Regions from separate parts of the Homo sapiens genome. Here all the other regions are linked to region 2. Evidence: chromatin contacts called from ENCODE Hi-C or POLR2A ChIA-PET data. All regions are on one chromosome and are shown on one strand. The core of a region is the stretch at or near the end of the contact, and the rest is flanking DNA. Distances in the headings are between cores, read along the strand shown. Region 1 overlaps RAD51B (RAD51 paralog B). Region 2 overlaps RAD51B (RAD51 paralog B). Region 3 has its middle 120 kb from the start of RAD51B-AS1. Region 4 overlaps LOC124903334 (a long non-coding RNA gene).

Region 1 (4,745 bases), core at 14-2,513, 320 kb before region 2:
CAGTGACTTAAAAATATGATGTCTGAATTTCTTTTTAAATGTCAGCAGTAGTATATCTAAATAGGTGTTGTTTCTCTCGAAATGGTCATAGAAGATTATATACCCATTTTATGCATGCTCCTTTCTTGGTACGTTCTTTTGTCAGTTTTCTGTGGTGGCAGGTCTTTATTTTGCAGGCTGTTTTGAATTTTGAAACAGTCAACTGTCACTTAAAGCCAAGTGTGATAAATAAGATGGGTGGTCAAACTAAGTAATAGATTTAAATATATTAAATATATTAAATGAAATATAAAGTAGTAAAACTTATTTTCTTTTATTGCTTTCAAAAGTGATTCTAAAGGACATTACCAATGAGAAATTGCAAAAATGTTTGTGTACTAATAGTGTTAGATTAAGTTCTTGGTTGATAGATTTCACAAACATCACTTATTTAGATATGTAAGTTACAGGGCTTGTACTAATACACATTTTATTATATTGGAGACAAACCATGTTTATAAGTGACCTTTTTAAAATGTTTTCTTTATGCTCCCTAAATATACACTTAGGGAGGAAGAAGGAGGTTTTGAATTAACTGGAGATTTCCCTAATGTGTTGAATTTTTCTGACTAAAGCCTACATTTTTGTAAAGAAAAAGACCCTGTGGGATAAAAAATACGATAGGCACTATCACAGGAGCTGTGGGCTGGCCATCTATATCCATCCATCTATCTATTATTCCACCCATCCCTCCATCCATCCATCCATTTATTTAATTAAGTTATTTTTAACGGTTGGCTCTGGAGTTGACATTCATTTATTTTAAAAGAACAGTGAATCATAGCTCTTTTCCTCAAGATGCTTGCTTTTATTTGCATGGTGGCATATTGATTAAGTACTCAGAACACTATTTGACATATGGTAAGCCCTCAATAAAAGTTTGTTATTATTATGACTGTACTTCTCCCCTCTAATGTATAGAGGTAAACATTTTGGTTCCTATTGTGACACGTGGGTTATAATGAGTTAGGGCCTACTTAAGAAGAAAGTGGAAAGAAAGCGGGTAAAATTGTTGCTCAGATACTAGCATGTGGGTGGAGATATAGATATAGATATAGGTATAGATATAGATAGTGTAGGTATTTACATCTAAGTATATTGTATAAAGTGACGGATTCTGAATTTGCTACATTTCTCATTTCTTCAGCACTCTGGGATAAAACCAGCAAAAATGATGTGATCTGAACAGACACAGTAGATGGCGCTGTAGGACTTAGTTTTTAAAGAAAACAGTACAGCCAGGGGGAGTGGGGGCATGGAGTGGGAAGAAAACTAAAGCACATTTTAATGGGCTCTTTTGTACCACCAAGACAATTTCATCTTAGAGTACGTGCCTCTAAGAAGTAAAGATTTTTTTTTTTTTTTTTTTTTGACAGAGCTGGAGAATAATTTTAGGAAAACTAAATCTCCCTGTTGCTATGTTTGTGCCAGCTTTGTCACTTGGAAAGTATTAGTTGTTTTAAGCCACAAATATATAAGGAAGTTATTTTCTTTCAAAACATTGCCTTATTTATGAGGGTTTTGTTTGTTTGTTTTAGCTGTCTTTGTCTCTGTATTTTAATATTTTTGCTCCTAGCTTTTTTGGCCCTTTGTTGTTTCATAAAAACGTGGTTGTAAAGTTAATTTGAACCATATCAATATGACTATAATGTCATATTTTAAAATTCAGCTATATTTTAATAGGCCTTAAAAATACAGGTTTACATTAAAGAGTAACATAGTGTTTTTGATACTACCGTAGTGTGTTTATGTACTTGATCTTATTTAATCTTAGTACTAATTGTATGAATTTTATTATTCACTTTTCTAGGTAAATAAACTATATCAGAGATACTTAGTAACTTGCCAAGCTCACATACCTAGTGGTTGAACTAGTAGTTGCTGCAAGAGTTTCGCCAGCATATTAAAGTTGTATTTTTTGAGCACTTACTGTGTGCCAGGCAAGCTAACCACTGGAAATACTATAGTGTCCAAAGCTGACCTGGACCCTGCCCTTATGGACCTTACAGTTATTAGATACCCCACAGACATTTTTTGAAATCTGCTGGATTGAGAGTGGGTCATGAAGATGAATTTGAATCATTGTGATTGTTGGATAAGCCAGAGAGCCCTTTCACCAAAAAGAAAGTAAGAATCATACCTACCTTGAATATATTACTGTATTAAAATATTTGTTTTAGTTGTACTCCCTGTAGCCAAGGGAAAGGCAAGACCTCCTTTGGCTACAATGAGTAACTAAACTGTCTTCTAGATAAGAATCAGGAAGAGTAAGGAAAATCTGGCTATACTATAATGTCAAAATTTTCCACTGATTAAATGGTATTAAAATATCTAAAGCAAGAAGGTGTTAGTTAGCAGTGGAAGTCTGAGAGATTAATGTGGTTTGTGTACAGCCTAAGACCATGTTAACTTCTAATTGGCTTCTCTAGTGCCATTTGGTGAGATCTTTTAGAGTACAGCCAGCTTAGTGATACCCCAAATTGCCAAGTACCCCTTTCATCTTGGGACATTAATTGTCAAAAATCTTTGAATTGATTTTTCTTCAGAAAGCTTCACTTTATTATTTTCACACAATACCAAGTTCTCATGATATTTATGGGTATGTGATTGGTGAGAAAACAGACCAAGAGTTGTTTTTTGTTTGTTTGTTTTTTGTGACGAAGTGTTGCTTTGTCGCCCAGACTGGAGTGCAGTGGCGCAATCTCTCCTCCCGGGTTCAAGCGATTCTCGTGCCTCAGCCTCCCGAGTAGCTGGGATTACAGGCACACGCCACCACGCCCAGCTAATTTTTGTATTTTTAGTAGAGATGGGGTTTCGTCATGTTGGCCAGGCTGGTTTCGAACTCCTGACCTCAGTTGATCCACCCGCCTCAGCCTCCCAAAGTGCTGGGATTACAGGCATGAGCTACCATGCCCAGCCCAGACCAAGAGTTTTAAATTGAGGTCCATGATTGGGTTTCAGTAAGTGTATGGAATGTCTAAAATTATATAAAATTTTATGTGTATGTACTTAGAATTATTCTGGGAAGAAAGTCCATAGTCTGCACAAATTTCTCAGTGAGTTTCATAACCCTTAAAAGGTTAAAAGTGGTTGTAACTAGACTTTATCAAAAGGGGTGTTCAAAAGTCACTCCAGTTCAGGATTGTGGAAAGATAACTGTCTTCTCAAATAGGCATCTTAGAGGAAGGGCTGTTTGGGTTCCTTTTAAGAACTGTAATCTTGAGATGTGGAGTGAATTTGGGATTTGAAAATCCCAAAATAGAGTTTTGGAACTCTCAGCTCTTAGTGATATATTCTGTTTTGAAATGAGGGATACCTTTCGGGGAATTTGAAAATACTTTTTTCTAATTCAACTTTTAATCAGATAAATGATTATTTTTGAAAAATGAAATAGAAAGTAATAGGAAAGGGGGAAAAGTTGTTATGTCTCTTCGTGGAATAAATAGCTAAAGAAATTAATTTCTAAATTTTAAATTTCATCCCTGGTTAAAATAGTTCCTCTTTTTTGTTGTTGTTGTTGTTGTTGTTTTTTGTTTTGAGATGGAGTCTCACTGTTACCTAGGCTGGAGTGCAGTGGTGCAATCTCGGCTCACTGCAACCTCCGCCTCCCCAGTTCAAGCAGTTCTCTGCTTCAGCCTCTCAAGTAGCTGGGGCTACAGGCACTCGCCACCATGCCCAGCTGATTTTTGTATTTTTAGTAGAGACATGGTTTCACCATCTTGGCCAGGCTGGTCTTGAACTCCTGACCTCGTGATCCACCCGCCTCGGCCTCCCAAAGTGTTGGGATTACAGGTGTGAGCCACTGCACTTGGCCAAAAGAGTTCTTTTAGAGAAAACAAAAGTCTTTGATATAAGCAATATGATCATACAAATGGATATTGTGCTTTTTTAAAACAAACAAAACACACAGGTTTAAGGAGAGAAGGTATGGATATACTACTTCTGTCTTCCCTATCTTCTGCCATATTCTAAGCTTTGCATATGTTCTCCTGAGGAACAGGATAGTTATAACTTAAACTTGCATTTATATATTTCTGATTAAGTTGTTAACTATGGTTCTAGATAGAAGAATAAAGAAGTAAAATTAGATTTCTTAATTTGATATATTTAAGTCCCTTATTTTGATCTAATATATTTGATAAAATAGTAATCTTTTAATAGTAGCCCTGTTATACATAATAATAATACCTATCAGATAGGGTTGTGGTGAGGATTAGACCATATAGTAAATGTAACATGTCTAGTGCTGTGCCCTGAACTTAACACGTGCTTATTAAATATTAACTATTGCTATTACCATTATCATCATCATTAATAAACATCTATATTTTATATCCCCATGACTTAATGTACAGTATAAAGCATAAATAGTAAAATTACCCAAAGACAAAGAGGAATGGGAAGGTCCAGTTGATTAGCTTCTTGTTTAGAGAAGCAGATTATTCCGGGGGTTAGGAAATAGTTTCCTGTAAGGCATGTTTAGCTTTCATTCATGGATTGATGGCAATATAAATCGCTCTTTTGATGTGAGAAAAATATAATGATGGCATTACATCAATTATAAATTTCATGAGGGTAGGGACTGTGTTCGGTTTACCTTGTGTCCTTAGCTCCCATTTTAATGTCTGACCCATGGAAGGCATTTCATTAAATATTTGTTGTCATCTGTCTATGTTTTCTTCTTTGTCTTTCTTTAGCTTCCAAAA
Region 2 (5,274 bases), core at 2,569-5,068:
GAGGCATCTCCTAGGGTATTTAGTTTTTTAGAGGCTAGGAAAGGTAGTAAAGGTAAAGTAGATACAAATTTGTTACTATGACTTTTATGGAGCCTTGAGATAGTTATACGAAGTAGGAGGTTGAGCAGGGATTATTTTAATCGGAGAAGAGATTAGTAGAAACTCATTTAGGAGGATTAGAGCATGCTGAATGAGATGTCAGAAGCTTTTAGGATCCAAGAAAAGTGGATGGCAGAGAGAGAGAGGGGTCAGCACTGTGTTTAATTTCCTTCTTTACCGTTTCTCGTCTGCCTTTCCTGGATATTACCTATTTCAAACTAAAGGGAAATGTGTGGAGGCTGCATCGGGTAGCAGAAAAACATGGAATAGGGAACTCTGCCTCTGAAATAGCATATAATACTTCCCACAGGGTTTAATGTGAAATAAGTGGTATAATCTAGGTCAAGTGGCTTAGGTAGAATACTGATCAAGTGACCAGATGTCTTGGAATGAGTAGGATAATCTTAGATTTTGGCTTCCTATCCTGTATCCAATTCACTTTACCATTAGGGCTTACTATTACCTTGATGTCTGGAGTGAATAGACCCTTATCAACTTACGATAAACATTTATCAGTAGTTTAGACAGAATTCTTAAACTGGATTCAGAACTAGAATTATAATAGCAGAGTTACTGTATGTTTCAAACAGTGATTTGGCCTTAGTAAAGTTTGGTCTCTTAAGATTTATTACTCATTTATGGCTAAGTATATCACAAATAAATGTTAGGTCCCCTAGTGAGTATTCAGCAATCATTTCCTTGGGATCTAAGGCATACCAGGTGCTATGTTCAAAATGAATGGGACATGGTTCTTGTTTTTAAGATGCTCCCAGACCAGTGGGGCAGACTGGTATAAAAATAACTAACTGTCGGCCAGGCGCGGTGGCTCACACCTGTAATCCTAGCACTTTGGGAGGCTGAGGCAGGTGGAACACCTGAGGTCAGGAGTTCAAGACCAGCCTGGCCAATATGGTAAAACCCCATTTCTACTAATAAAATACAAAAATTAGCTGGGCGTGGTGGCATGTGCCTGTAATCCCAGCTGCTCGGGAGGCTGAGGCAGGAGAATCACTTGAACCCAGGAGGCGGAGGTTGCAATGAGCTGAGATCACATACCACTGCACTCCTGCCTGGGCAACAGAGTGAGACTCTGTCTTAAAAAATAAAAAATAAAAATAACATAACTAACTGTATAATATAATAATATGATAAATGCTATTCTGTTGGTATGAATCAAGTAGCACAGAGGAAGAAAACAATTCACTCTAGTAGATGGTTGGCATTTTGAGAGAGATATAAATATAATTGTGCTCATTTATAACATGAATTATAAATGTAGCAGCATTGGAAATGGACATTTAATAAGGTGTAGCACTACTAAATTGGATTAAGTGCATGCACTGGGTTTATAGATGGATGTTCCCATCAAATTTGTTCTTTATTTGTATCCCTACCCCTGAGCAGTCCTTGCCTGGCAAGTGATTGGTGTTTGCACTGTTGGGGGTAGGCTTTAGGTTCCTGTTTGGGCACCAGGAGCTGTAGGGTTAGAAGAAGTAATGTCTTTTTCTCACCTATTGCAAGGTTCATTACTGAACCCTATAGCAAAGGCAGAGTAACAAGCAAAAAGCATAACAAATTTATTTAACAGAGTTTTATGTGACACTGAAGCCCTTAGAAATGACCCAAAGACCCAGGGAAAACTGTGTATTTATATGGATAGTCATACAGAAGTATGATTGGAGCACCACAGAGTATCATCTAATGGTAATCAACTAGGGAGAACTTTGCAAGCCCTGTTTGTTCGAATGGCTTCCAAGTATAGGGTAGGACCCCTCTGGAATGAAGATCTTAAGGCCTACTTTTAGGGAAGATAGGTCAGAAAATTATTTTATGGCCTGCTTCAGAGGGAAAGGCAAGAGAAGGTCAGAGAGTGACCTTCCTGTTTCTGTGGTTTTCCAATGTCCTTTAGCTTAAAATGCTTGGTATGCCAGGGTGCCATATTTGGGGGTATCCTGTTCTAAGCCCCAACATTTCCCTGGAAGGGCGATGGCTTTTTGATCTAAGCAAAGTTATCAGAGGGAATGAGGTACAAATCAATAGAGGACAGACTATGAGATCAAATTCTGACTCTACTACTTAAGAGCTGAGTGTCTTTTGACAAATTACATGTATTCCTGGTGACTCTGATATCTCTATAAAATAGGGATGATAGTAGTACCAACCTTACAAGGCTGTGCCTCAAATGTGTAATAAATATGAAAACACTTTGTAAAGTGCTGTAAAAATATATAAACATTATTGTTTTATCACAAATATCAGCACACCAATTATTTATGTAGTTCTATACATTACGCAAAAAGTTACAGAGATGTGGGGCTCATCTTCTAGGAAAACAGAATCAGAATTCTGAATCAGCTCTAAAGTCGGAGACCAAACCTCGAGCTCTCTCTAGGTGCTGTTTCTCCTGAAAAGTTGACTTGTAAGTCTAACCCAGTGCATTGCCTCTGATGGCCTGGTGTTCTTCAGATAGGTAAAAAGCAACTCGAAAAGGGGAAGAGTATTGTGCTTTCCGCAAAGACGATACTTTTTTGCTCTTTGGAAATTCTTGCTCTTTTGGTTTTGAGCTCTGAAGGTGAACAATCCAGCTGATTCAAATCCCCAGAGTAGCCCTAATAATAGGAAAACCGTGACAACCGCAGATATTAAAAACATACCTCAATTTGCACAACTGGGGTAAGACAAATACATATGGTATTATATGAAAAAAATTCCTTTATGCAAATCTAGAAACTTACTTTAATGTCATTTCATTTAACATCAAAGAGATGATGTCAAAGAGAACATGTTTACCACTGGGAGAGTCAAATGAAAGAATTAGTCTTCTAGAATTCTTTCAAATGAAAGAATTTGTGTGTAAGGTTTGATTGGTTATTTGGCAAACACTAATATTAATAAAAAGACCAGTACTTCTAGATATGGGCCACTTTGTAGAGGGATTATGCCAGAACTCCCATAGTATGTATAGAGACCCTTGAAGGAGGGTCCTCAAACCCATAAGGGAATTTATTTTAAAAATATTTTGCTTATGGGCCCATAACTTCATTTTATGTCTCTCTAGCTCACAATAGAGGATTATAATCTATTGGGCTGATATATCTGAGTTAACATCAGATTAATCGTATCACTTTGTGTATGAATATCATATAAAAATGTTAGTGGCTGCTGTTTTCACCATGCTCTGTCATAATTAAACAATTTATTTCATGCTGAAGCTTCCCTGTCCTGATTCTGGGATTGTCAGTTTTATGGTTCTCATTTTACACAGATAAAACCAAACTTTTCAGATGTCAAATAATGTGCTGCAGACTTCCATGCAGTTCTCAGCTGCAGTTATAAATCACTGTTGTTTTAAGTAAGTGACCTAAATGCCATTTTTATTAGGAATAGAGTGGCTAGGAGAGACTAACATAAAGCCTCTGATGGAGTTCTAACATTTCTCCTTGAGCAGCAGGAAGAGAATTGCATTTCCTGCTGGCTAGAGAAGCCAGGTCAATTTTGTCCTACCATTCTGGGAACTATCACTTCAGACACCTAACATATCCAGGTCCTGCTTATTTTTCTTGAATGAGCTATTAAAATGCATGTATGTGTGCACATACACACATACATACACATCATGCAGCCATTTGCCTCTGTGTATACATACATATCATTGTGTAGATTGCACTTTTTCAGAAAAGACAACTGATCACCAGCACGTCACTCTCACTTCCTCCCATGTACATTTTGTATCTTCCCCACAGGGAAGTGAAACTGGTGGTGGGTTGGAAGAGATTGAGTTTGCTGAAGTGGATTCTGCCAAGTGGCTGTTTGTGGATGACCTTTGTCTTATAGGGGGTAATAGTGGGAGTTACGGATTCCTGGCAAAATGTCTGTTCACATCTCATCACAATTAGAATCATAAACTATGGGCTTTGTGGATTTGTTCACCTGAGATAGTGATGAACTAGGAATCAAAAGATCTGGGTTTTAGCTCTATCTCTAAATATCTACATATATGTGAAGATAGCTGTGTATACCACTGTGGATATTTTCCCTCTTTTGTCTTATCTTCTCCATGAGACTTTCAAATCCTCAAAGGCACAGAGCATCTTTAATTTACACAGCATTCACTTTTTCATCTTTGTTTGTTCCTAGACTGCATTTAGTAGAGATGTAATAAGTACTTACTGACTGATAGAATGAGACCACATCCTGCCTTAGATGAACTGGAATTCCATTTGAAAGTGTTTCCAACCAGAAATATTCTGCTTTGGTGCCACTGCTACTGTTCAGATTCAACTATAGCAGCCACAGTGTGATCAGACACCTTCTCCCCTCAGGCGCCACCCTTGGCCACCCTGAGAAGATGGGCCCCCCTGCCAGCATGTCTTTGGGGCCCAGTGTTTCTGTCTCTCTGCTTCTCCCAACACTCAGTGGCCTGAAGAAGAAGAGCTTTGGTATATAATTTCTTTTTTCCCCCCAGCCAAGAGGAATTGAGCACTCATGAATATTTTAAGCGTGTTACAAAGAACACAAAAGCTGTGCCTTCATGGGAGGATTAAATGTTGGTGTTTGACTCCTCACAATCAGCACATTTTAAAACATAAACCAGATCATGTCAGTCTCCTGCTTCAGAGCCACCAGTGGTCTCCCACACTCTTGCAACCAAACCCAAGGCTGGGTGCCAGCCTCCAAGGCACTGCCTGACTCAGCCCTGCCCACTGCTCTGACCACCTCTTGCAGTAATTCCAGCCATGCTGATCTACTCTGGGTTCCCAGGGCATCGTAAGCATCTTTCTCTTTAGGACCTTTCTACACATCTCCCCTGCCTGGGACCCTGCCCTGAACCCTGTGCTACCGCAGGATCGTCACTCAGATCTCAGCCTGAATGTCCTGTCTCAGACAGGACTCCCCTGACTGTCCTATCAGTATCTACACCCGATATTTTATTTCCTCACATCACTCATCATATCTGAAATTGCCTGCTCATTTCCTGGTTTTCTTGTTTACTGTTGGACCCTGACTAGGGGGTCTCACTCTACAAGGGCAGAAAGAGGTTGTCTTAGTCTGGTTCTCTGTTGTTACCCAGAAGCTGGAACAACGCCTGTTCCCCAGCGGTTGCTCAGTAAACACATGTGGACTCAATGAGGGATTGAATTGGAAGTTATTTACCTCTCTCCTGGCTTTTGCTTC
Region 3 (5,187 bases), core at 2,039-4,538, 300 kb after region 2:
CTCTTCAATGCATTCTCTCTTCTACCAGCAATGGCCAGGCCATGGGTTTATTGCTTTCCCTGTGTATTTTGCTTACTTCTTTTTCAATATGCTTGTTTTGTTAATATCCCAAATAGGCTCATACCTTCTTTTTTAAAAATTCAACTTTACTGGCCGGCACGGTGGCTCACGCCTATAATCCCAGCACTTTGGAAGGCCGAGGCGGGTGGATCACGAGGTCAGGAGTTCCAGACCAGCCTGGCTGAGATGATGAAACCCTGTCTCTACTAAAAATACAAAAAATTAGCTGGGCGCAGTGGCAGGCGCCTGTAATCCTAGCTACTCGGGAGGCTGAGGCAGGAGAATCGCTTGAACTTGGACAGCAGAGGTTGCAGTGAGCCAAGATCGCGGCCACTGCACTCCAGCCTGGGTGACAGAGTAAGACTCTGTCTCAGAAAGAAAAAAAAAAATTCAACTTTATTTTTTAGAGTGGTTTTAGGTTCATAGCAAAATACAGCAGAAAGCACAGAGAGTTCTCATATACCCCTGTCCCCCAACATGTACAGCCTTTTCCTCTCTCAACATCCCACACCAGAGTGGTACATTTGTTACAACTGATGAACCTACACTGACATCATTGTCATCCAAAGTCCATGGTTTACATTAGGGTTCACACTTGGTATTGTATATTCTATGGGTTTGTTACCACATGTTTATATGGTAACACCATGTATCCACCACTACAGTATCATACAGAGTAGTTTTTCACTGCCCTAAAAATCCTCTGTGCTCTGTGTATACCTACTTTTTATCATCTGTTTTCTACCCCAGTCATCACGGACAATGCAAGTTCTACCTTCCTCACGAAGTCTTTCCCAGTGACTGTAATCTGCATAGATCTCCCTCTTCCCAGGATCCTTGCTGTACCCACAAGAAGAACACCCTTGGCTGTGCCATTATTGTCTCCTCCTTTCATATTAGCCCCATCTCTGTAAGTAGATTTTAAGCTCCTGGTACTTGGATTCTACCATAGTGCCTGGCCTGTGGCAGGAGTTCCATATGCAGGGCTGACATATTGCATAGTTCCAGGGGTCCCGTTCACATGATATGAATGGGGCCCCTGGAGTTACACAAGTTATAGCCCTGTCCATAAGTCCTTGGTGATTGAATAAAACTCATTCCAGGACCTGAAAAAGAAACAATTATTGTGATCATGGTTCAGTTCAAATCTTCAGGTGATTATTGAACAGCTACTATGTACTAACCACCAATGATACAAAAAATGAATAAAATGGCTGTTCCTACCCTCTGAGAAACTATAGTCTTGCGACACAGAAAGGTAAGCAAACAGATCACCATAATACAATGTGAAAAGTGCTAAGATAGAAACATGGGTAAAGGAGATGGCACTTGATGTGTAGCCTGAAGGATTCATAGGAATTTGCCAGGTAGGTGAGTGGGTGGAGAATATTCCAGCAAAAAGGGACATCATTGGCAAAGTGAAAATACATGGTACATTTCAGAGAGCTGCAAGTGGTACAGCTTATTTTCTGATGATAAAACCAGAAGCCCAGTGGTTAAATTGCCTGTGGTCCCCAAGCAAACCTGTACCAGACCATTGGCATGATAGGATTGTGTGTATCACCTGCACTTACTGCTTCTGGAATCAAAAAGAAAGAATAGAGCCCTATCTTTCCTGGCCATCCCTTGCTCTTCCAAGGGCTGGGTGGAGTTAAGACACAGAACTTCCTTGTATTTTTTTCATATACACTACCCTGTGTTGCTCTGTGCACAATAGGGTGTACCATTCAAGCAGTGGAATTGGATCCCTCTAGAACCCTCACTGGGCAACCTCAGGAACGGGCAGCCATTTTCAACAAGCTTTCCTTCAAAGCTTGCACTGTTTTTGGCCTACCTCATAAGTTCTTCTTCTTCCTCGTCCTCCCTTTCTTCTTCCTCTGCCCTCTCTTTGCCTTCTTTCTCATCTTTTTTGATATTTTGGATGCAAGAAGTCTGGTTAATTGATAAAACCCAGTGTGGGCAAAAATAGAGTTGTTTCTTCCCCCTGCATGGCTTCCTCTCCCCAACCCAGTTGCTAAGTGGTCATTGGCCACCATATTGGAATTTAGATGTGGCTGGGCTTCCACAATGCATGGTCCAATCTCAGAGTGTGTTGAAGGGCTTTGGGGTCTGGTTGGATAAAACAGCTGAGGCCCAATGTTGTGGTTCTTGGCACCTCTCATTTCCCCTTTCTGTATTTCCCTTCGGCATCATCAGCAGGATTTTGTTTAAGGCTTCTGGAGCTTGTCTTTGTTTCACCCGGGAAAGTCCCTGCAGGGAGAGCTAAGATCTCCCCGGAGGAATGGGCCAGAGCCCTGACCTCTGTCACCCAAATTGTTTAGGAGAAGCAGCCCCCATAGGGGTTAGGAGGGTGATCAATTGGCAACTTAAGGAGTAAAGGCCTCTCTCTCCCTCTTCTCCCTCTGCTTATTGTGCTCAGAAGGGCAACAGGGTCAGCAGCAGCAAACTGAGGGGCCAACTCACCACGCCTTGAAAGAGGCTCGTTTTGTGTTTCAGTAATGAGCGCTCTTTCTCCCCTTGGATGCACTCAAATTTCACAAGTTACAGGGAACCTGTCAACTGCTGTTTTCATTGTATGGGGCTCACAGGGAACTTGGATATAGGGCAAGCTTGTTTCAAAGAAAGCAGGGGAAAGAAAAGTCCTGAATAGCTGCAATGTGCTGTCATATGCAGATCACAGCCCCAGTTGCTATGGGACACCTCTGCCCGCAGAGAGGGCAAGATGCCGAACGTCCCTTATTGATGTGATTGCCTCCTTGGAGATGGGAATGCCCCTCTAAAAGGGCCAGGCTAGGAGCCGACAGCACCACGGGCTCTCGGGTTTGCCATGGAACCGGGCCTGAAGCAGCCTGCATCCCAGCAGCCTCTGCCTTCCCACTGGCTGTTCAGTAGGGAGCCCCCCAACCCAGGGGCTGAGGGAACAGGCCAAGCTAACCCTGGAAAAGTGAGGAGAGGCAGGTGGGAAGGGTCCCTTTTTGCGGGGCACAAGCCTTTGCTCATAGAAGGGCTACTGGAGGGCATGGTTGTGAACCAGGCCTGATGTTAAAGACAGGTTTCACCTTCTTTGTTTGTCTTGCCCTCTGAGAACACTTGGCAATAACATTCCTTTCCTGACAGGCTCATTTTGTAGCTGACGGACATTGTTTTCTTTCCCCTGTTTACCTAATGTGGCCCAGAGTAACAGAACAGGCTGTGCCAGCGAGAGAGGAGAGTGAGCCTCCCCAGTGGCTCCTGGGTCCCCATACCCAGGTCCCTCTGCCCTGAGCTCCTTGTCTTGCATCTGTTTGCCCCACCTGTGGGAACAGGGACTACCCAGAGGGCTGTCCTGCCTGGAATCAAGCACTGGCAGGACCTGGGTCAGGGGAGCCTGCGATTAGGAGAGGGCCCAGAATTATGACTCTCTCCCCGGGGTCATTTGACTGCAAGGTTAGAAGGCCTGAGATCAAACAAGGCTATGAGAAACCAGCCTTGTCACTTTGCATAGGATAGACCAGTGGGAGCCAAGATTGGAGGCATCTGAAGGTCACTGTAGGACCTTAAAAATACCAGGGGAGGGTACTGTGAGAAACAGATTCCCATCAACTGTTTACTAAACACTCTATGCTATTTAAAGGGACAAAGGCATGGCCAGGTCCTATCATCAGGGAGTCTAAATCTGGGGTCTGCAGCTGAGCCAGGAGGGGGGTCCAGTGCCCTTGGCAGCCTGCTGTAACCTTCTGACCCTCTGTGTCCAGCCCCCATCCCCATTTTTACCTCCAGCCAAGCTTCCCCCTATGGGGGTTAACAGGGTAAATACTGTCCAGGCCCTTCCCTCAAAGAAGCTGCAAATCTAGTAAGAGAATAATATGTGCGTATATGAAACTATAATTTAAGACACTGTGATCAATAACCTAAAGGGAAAGGCTCTGAGGACATCCAGGGGTCTTGGGCTCAAAGGCTGGAGCGCCACACACACACACACACACACACATGCACACACACACACATGCACACACACACACATCAAATCACATATTAGCTCGTGTCTTCATGAGCTTTCCAGTTTGCAAACCGCTCACACATACAGCATTTCCTTTAAACTTCACATCAGCCAGTGAAGGGGCTTTGTAAGCCTGACATGTAAGATCTAACAACCCTCCCAGAATGATAGAATTGGCAGAGGGGGGAGGCAGAGACTGTCAAGCAATGGCAAGTTTTCTGATTGGCTGGAACACAGGGCAGGTGACCCCGTGAGCTAAGGTGAAACAACCAGGCTGAAGGCCTTGCATGCTGCAGTGCTGGGTACAACCATGTCAGTTCAAACCAGATTCAATTTGGTTGGTTAATGTGCCCATTTCCCATTGCTGCCATACAAACTTAGTAGCTTCAACAGTACAAATCAATTACCTGTATAATCCTGGAGGTCAGAAGTCCAAAATGGATCTCACTGAGCTAAAATCAGTGTCGTCAGGGCAGTGTTCCCTTCTGGAGGCTGCAGAAAAGAAAGTGTTGTCTTGTTTTTTCCAGCTTCTAGAGGCCGCCCACATTCCTTGACTCATGGCCCCCTTTCTCTGTCTTCAGAGCCAGCAACATCACAGCTCTCCGACCAATCATTCTTCCATTGCCACTTCTCCCTCTGACTTGGATTCCTCTTCTGCCTCCCTCTTCTTCTTTTAGGACCCTTGTGATTACGTTGGGCCAGGACAATGTGCCTGTTTTAAGGTTAGCTAACTAACAGCCTTAATTCCCTTTTTCCTGTCAGGGAACATGTTTATAGGCTTCAGGAAATAGGCCGTGGACACCTTTGAGGGGCCGTTATTCTCCCTACCACATATAGTTAGTTGGTTGATTGTTAGTTGTTCAGTTATTGGTTGTTTGGTGTTGGATGGCTGTTTTTTGTTTGTTTGTTTGTTTGTTTTTTGAGAATCTCCTTGGCTCAGGTCCTCACCTGAGAGCCAGATAATCACGTTTGTTAAAAGAAGAGAAAAAATGAGAGTGAGCAGCCGCTAAGGGGAAGAAGGAGCTACAAGAGGCGGCACAGAAAGTGGACATCGATTTTATTTCGTTGTCCATCATTATCAATCTATAAAGCACAATCCCCAAAACTACAGCACATGCCATTCTGGGGAAATTTGTTAGCTCACGGAC
Region 4 (4,789 bases), core at 1,093-3,592, 260 kb after region 2:
GAAGGAATGTTCTGGATGCGTTCTTCTGAGATTTTAGAACTGAGTTAACTCACGTTCTCCTACAAACTGTCCCTTGTAGTCGCTGTTCAGAAGGATTCCAGGCTGCCTGTGTCAATGATTTGACCCCACAGGATGGTTCTTTTTTAGGTTCTGACAGGGAGCAGAAATGAGTTTTTTGACTCAAGAAGATGGACGTAGCTGTAGTTCTTTAAAAACCATTTATGTGATTTCCAGTGTTTTCTCTGAGGCAGGTCTCCAACGATTTCTCTCCAGCATGTGGCAGAGACCACCAGCTGCTTAGCAGGCCCTCAACTGGGCCAAGAATGTTCGTGATAGGGGTTTCCACCCTTTCCATCTGTGGCCTGTGATAGGCAGAGTAATGGCCTCCCAAAGACGTCCAAGTCCTGATCCTTTGAACCTGTGCATATGTTACATGGTGAGGGAGAATTAAGGAAGCAAAAAAGGTGCTAATCAGTTGGCTTTGGGATAGAAAGCTTGTCCTTGGCCAAGCATAATCACAAGGGTCCCAGTATGTGGAAGAGAGAGGCAGAAAACTCAATGTCAGTAAAGCGATGTAAGAAAGACTCAATGGGCCATTATCAGCTTTGGAGATGGAAGGGGCCATAAGCCGAGGACTGAGGGCCACCTCTAGAAGCTGGAAAAGGCAAGCAAATGGATGTTCCTCTAGAGCCTCTAGAAAGGAACATCGCCTTCCAGATGTCTTAATTTTAGCCCAGTGAGACCCATGTCAGACTTTTGGCCTCCAGAATTATAAGATAAATTTTCCTTGCTTTAAGCCATTCCATTAGTGGTAACTTTTACAACAGCAATAAGAAAGTAATTCAAAGTTATCTGGGTTTTCAACCCTCAGGTCATAGGACCTGGAGGACATTGTCCCATGAGCTGGGAAGTGAAAATCATGGTGGTCACCTTAGCATCCTTCCCACTGACCATCTGGGAATTCTCATGGTTCTCCTGGCTAAGCCCCACCTGCATATGAGCACTTCAGCCATCAGAGTTTCCCTGCAATGGGGTCTCTTCTTGACGAGTGATGTTCCATTTCTTAGCAGTGTTGCCAGGGCCTCTCCTTAGTGTGGTCCAGACATCCTATAGCATTACAACAAGCTGCTTTTCACACCCACACTCGCCCCAAATGCCAAACACTTCCAGCCAGCACAGGGTCTGGGGGATTTTTCTCCCCTTCCAGATAGCCAGCCACAACTTCAATGAGCTCCGGCATATGGAATTAGCATGATAGAACCATGACATGCCAAGTGCCGGGAGCCAACCTGAGCCATTCTTGGGTTTGAGAAGTTATCAACTGGGAAATACTTGTGATTTACAATTTTCTTCTGTCCTCCACCATTCCATCACATGAACATCCAAGTCAAACTCCTGAGCTGGGTTAAGAAATTGGAATTCCTGAGGCTCTGGTTCAGGTTCTTACTACCTCTGTGACATTGGGAAAGTTGGTTACCATCATAGCGCCTCAGTTTTCTTATCTGTAAAATGGGGAAAATACATGAGTTAATATATGTCAAGTGCTTAGTGAACTGTCTGGGTCATGTTCAGTGCTATAAAAATGTTCATTGTTGTTGTTGCTGTTGTTTCTATCGTTGTTATTATTAAATGGGTCCCAAATCTTGAGGCAAGTCATTTGGAAAACCAGCTTGTTCGTGCTTTGCCACATATAGTCATGTGCCACATAACAATGTTTTGGTCAACAACTGACCACATACAGGACTATATAGCCTAGGTGTGTAGTAGACTATACCATCTAGGTTGTGTAAGTATACTGGACGATGTTTCCACAGCAACAAACCCACCTAATGATATATTTCTCAGAACGTGTCGTTAAGCGACATGTGACCGTATTATACGTCCAGCAATTGAGATGAATTACCGTTGCACACAGTGCTGAAGCTCAGGTGTGGACACCCTCTTTTAAAATATTTTTCCCATGAACATGTCCTCCAGGAAGCAGGCTCCAGTGTGTCACAGCCAGATGAGTGATTGTTAGGGAAGACAAAGCCTGTGTTTAGAGTTATGCAAGTATAGTGGGGAGAGGGCATCTTATTGCTGACTCACGCCCACTGGCAACCCAGCCTGATTCATCTAGACTGCTGCAGACCACTCTGCATGGAAGACCTCTGCTCAGAGGATCTCAGCCCACTGCATGGCCCACCAAGAGCCTCTGACATTCAGGCCGCTTGGTTCTTCTGGATTCAGTTCTTAGGTCCCCGAAAGTGGTAAAGGAGAGAGGAGAAAACTAGTTCATTTTCAGCCAGGAGTGGCCCCTGGCACACGGGACACTGCTTGCTTTGGACAGAGGCCACTCACAACAGGCTTCCCCTTCTGGGTGTGGTGGCCAGCCTGCCCTGACAACAGTGCGGCCTGAATCTGTGACTCTTAGCGGCTGCTTGGGACTGCTGCAAGACTCTTTGGTCTGTGACTTGCCCAAGAGAGAAGTTTCTGGGCAGAACGGGGAGCTCAGGAAAGAAGAAAGTTACATCCGCACAAAGTTTCAATTATAAAGCCCAATAATAACGATGACCAAAACAAAACAAAAAACGAAACAAAATGAAAAAGCCTACATGCTCTTTGGTATTGTTGGGACTGAAAACAATGGAACTGAGTTTCTTGACTTTTTCTTAACCTTATCCCCATGAAAGAGGTTTGAATTACAGTATTTTTCAAAGTAAAAGCCATCTGAACAGCTGCCTGAACTAACCTGGGAGCCTAGACAGTTTAGCTTCTTGACCTCTGGGATGTGGGGGAAGGGGACAAAAGGAAAGAGAGAGTAGGGGAGGAGCGAGCTCCTTCTGTTTTCTGGGCTGGCCATTTGAGGCCCATGAACCAACTGAGCTGATGTCAGACTCTGGCACTCCCACTTCCAGGAGTCACAACAAAGTGGCAGGGATCAGGGGCACCCCTGGGTCTCAGAGAAGTAGCACATTGTAGGAGAAAGAGAATATGCTGTGCAGACACACCCAGATTTGTGTTTTGCTGCTCCTTTCACTCCATGTGATTTAGACAAATTACATAACCTCTCTGCAAATAGGAAAACTTCCTTGTGCCTGTTGGTCTTGGAAGGACTGGGACTACATAATGCACCAATAGAATGTCTGGAGCACATCAGATGTACAATATATGAGCAGTAGCTATTTTTATTATTAAACACAACAACCACTTGGGCCAAAGGCCACCTAATTTGTAGAATCATTGAGCCAGAAAGAACTGCAACAAGTCAGCTCATAAAGTATGCATAGAAAGAAGCCTGGAAGGAAGTTTACTAAATATTAACAATGATTATTTCTGAGCAGTGGAATTGTAAGGATATTTGTGTTTTCTTCTTTATACTCTTTCAAATTTTCCAAATTTTCTTTAGTAAATGTGTATTTTTTTATACTGAAAAACTTTAAAACATTATTTTTTTTAAAAGTCTTCCATCTCAGTTTGTGGGCTCCAGTCAGATTGCACTAAGCCATCTAAAACCACAGTCGTCCAACCTGTTGCTAAAGCCATGAGAAAAGGCTGGCACCAACCAGTAAAGAATTCCCTCCAGTCTTCCGTACCATACATCCTGAATGGAGCATAATCCCTGCATGGTTTCTAGCCCATCATAACCTTGCTACACTGTTTCATAGAAAAACTTCAGCCATTGAGAATGATGTCATTCATCATATTTCCTCTTTCTTTGCCTTTTGCTGCCAGGAAGCCTTAAACAAATTTAATACTCAATTACAGTAATAATTAACTCAGATTTTGGGCATAATTATTTTCCCTTCTTCCTCTATGGTTTAATTTTCCCTTTATTATTCAACCAACTTATTGCATATGTGACTTTCATTGTAAACTACCTCAAGTACACTTTAAAAGTTGGACATAAATCATAAAGTATAAATAAATTAAGTTTTATCTGATCTCTTGTAAAAACCCATGATCAGCCTGTTAAAATTCATATTACTAAACATCTTGACCAGTAAATGTCAGGAGGGTGGCATGAAGAGCAAGAAAGAGAAAGCTCTGAGTCAAGGTCCATATTTAGTGGGAAAAAAAATCCTGGCAAATATAGATTTGTTCAGAACTAATTATTTACCTTTTTTTTTTTTTTTTTGAGACGGAGTCTCGCTCTGTCGCCCAGGCCGGACTGCGGACTGCAGAATTATTTACCTTTTAAAATGGGTTACTTAATACTTATTCTAGTATGTCCTGTGAGCATCTGTTGGGTGTCAGGCACAGTTTTAAATGTTATTTCATTAATTTTGTGAGGTAGGTATTATCATTTCTAGCTGAAGAATAAGAAAACTAAGAATCAAACAAGTTAGATAACTTGCTCCCAGTCTCTCAGTTAGTAAGTGATAAGTCTGCAGAAGAAACCCTGGTCCGTCCAACTCCAAGGAATTCACAACCCTATTCTGTTTCATCAAATACAGGTTTTCTTTCTCTAGGTGGGTTATGTTGAAATGGTGAACCAGGCTGAAGCCACAGGTTGACTGAGTTCTAAATCCAGAAGCACAGCTAGAGGCTCCTGTGGAATGAGAGGGACTAAAATTGCTTCAAGTGCAGTGGATTACTGGGGTTAGACTCACTTCTAAAAATGAAACACTGAAGTGGGGCTTTCTTTTTTTCTTTGTTTTTGAGACAGGATCTCACTCTGTCACCCAGGCTGGAGTGCAGTGGCACAATCTTGGCTCACTGCAACTTCCTCCTCCTAGGTTCAGGCAATTCTCCCACATCAGCCTCCCCAGCAGCTGGGACTACAGGCGCGTGCCACCACGCCAGGCTA

What was found. Hi-C counts contacts between places; a loop is a spot of excess contacts on that map. ChIA-PET counts read pairs that join two places held with the same protein, here RNA polymerase II (POLR2A). Pooled maps may share reads with other maps.
Region 1: a pooled map shows a loop between it and region 2 (2.6-fold over the local background). The contact joins two enhancer-like sites. A Hi-C loop is called at or near these places in 3 of 168 maps with a recorded cell type or tissue (heart right ventricle, naive thymus-derived CD4-positive, alpha-beta T cell and natural killer cell), 1 of 37 single-sample maps with no recorded cell type and 4 of 50 pooled maps. POLR2A ChIA-PET finds 5 or more read pairs at or near these places in 3 of 52 experiments (CD8-positive, alpha-beta memory T cell, MCF 10A and activated B cell).
Region 3: a loop to region 2 is called in a map of CD14-positive monocyte, with 1.8 times the contacts of the local background. The contact joins two enhancer-like sites. A Hi-C loop is called at or near these places in 3 of 168 maps with a recorded cell type or tissue (CD14-positive monocyte, IMR-90 and astrocyte of the spinal cord). POLR2A ChIA-PET finds 5 or more read pairs at or near these places in 1 of 52 experiments (activated CD4-positive, alpha-beta T cell).
Region 4: a map with no recorded cell type shows a loop between it and region 2 (2.4-fold over the local background). The contact joins two enhancer-like sites. A Hi-C loop is called at or near these places in 6 of 168 maps with a recorded cell type or tissue (CD4-positive, alpha-beta T cell, heart left ventricle and heart right ventricle), 6 of 37 single-sample maps with no recorded cell type and 5 of 50 pooled maps. POLR2A ChIA-PET finds 5 or more read pairs at or near these places in 4 of 52 experiments (MCF 10A, PC-3, PC-9 and 1 more).

What each region holds. Positions count from the first base shown.
Region 1 is chr14:67,942,813-67,947,557 of GRCh38, forward strand. All of the region lies in intron 7 of RAD51B (RAD51 paralog B), which reads left to right. Among named protein-coding and RNA genes, the nearest start is that of RAD51B, 130 kb to the left of the region's middle. Within about 2 kb of position 1,264, at least 5 of the 41 ENCODE cell types and tissues checked have a DNase peak (open chromatin) inside an H3K27ac peak, as active enhancers do.
Region 2 is chr14:68,264,558-68,269,831 of GRCh38, forward strand. The region is part of intron 7 of RAD51B (RAD51 paralog B); the gene reads left to right. Among named protein-coding and RNA genes, the nearest start is that of RAD51B-AS1, 420 kb to the right of the region's middle. RefSeq lists enhancers at 3,544-3,663, 4,014-4,163, 4,314-4,493. Within about 2 kb of position 3,819, at least 9 of the 41 ENCODE cell types and tissues checked have a DNase peak (open chromatin) inside an H3K27ac peak, as active enhancers do.
Region 3 is chr14:68,566,868-68,572,054 of GRCh38, forward strand. It overlaps a transcript of RAD51B not described here. Among named protein-coding and RNA genes, the nearest start is that of RAD51B-AS1, 120 kb to the right of the region's middle. RefSeq lists an enhancer at 2,412-2,924. Within about 2 kb of position 3,289, at least 12 of the 41 ENCODE cell types and tissues checked have a DNase peak (open chromatin) inside an H3K27ac peak, as active enhancers do.
Region 4 is chr14:68,524,574-68,529,362 of GRCh38, forward strand. It overlaps LOC124903334 (a long non-coding RNA gene), which reads right to left. Exons shown (of 3, transcript XR_007064223.1): 1 at 4,174-4,789; 2 at 1-4,099. It also overlaps a transcript of RAD51B not described here. Among named protein-coding and RNA genes, the nearest start is that of RAD51B-AS1, 160 kb to the right of the region's middle. RefSeq lists enhancers at 1,853-2,374, 2,375-2,895. Within about 2 kb of position 2,343, at least 21 of the 41 ENCODE cell types and tissues checked have a DNase peak (open chromatin) inside an H3K27ac peak, as active enhancers do.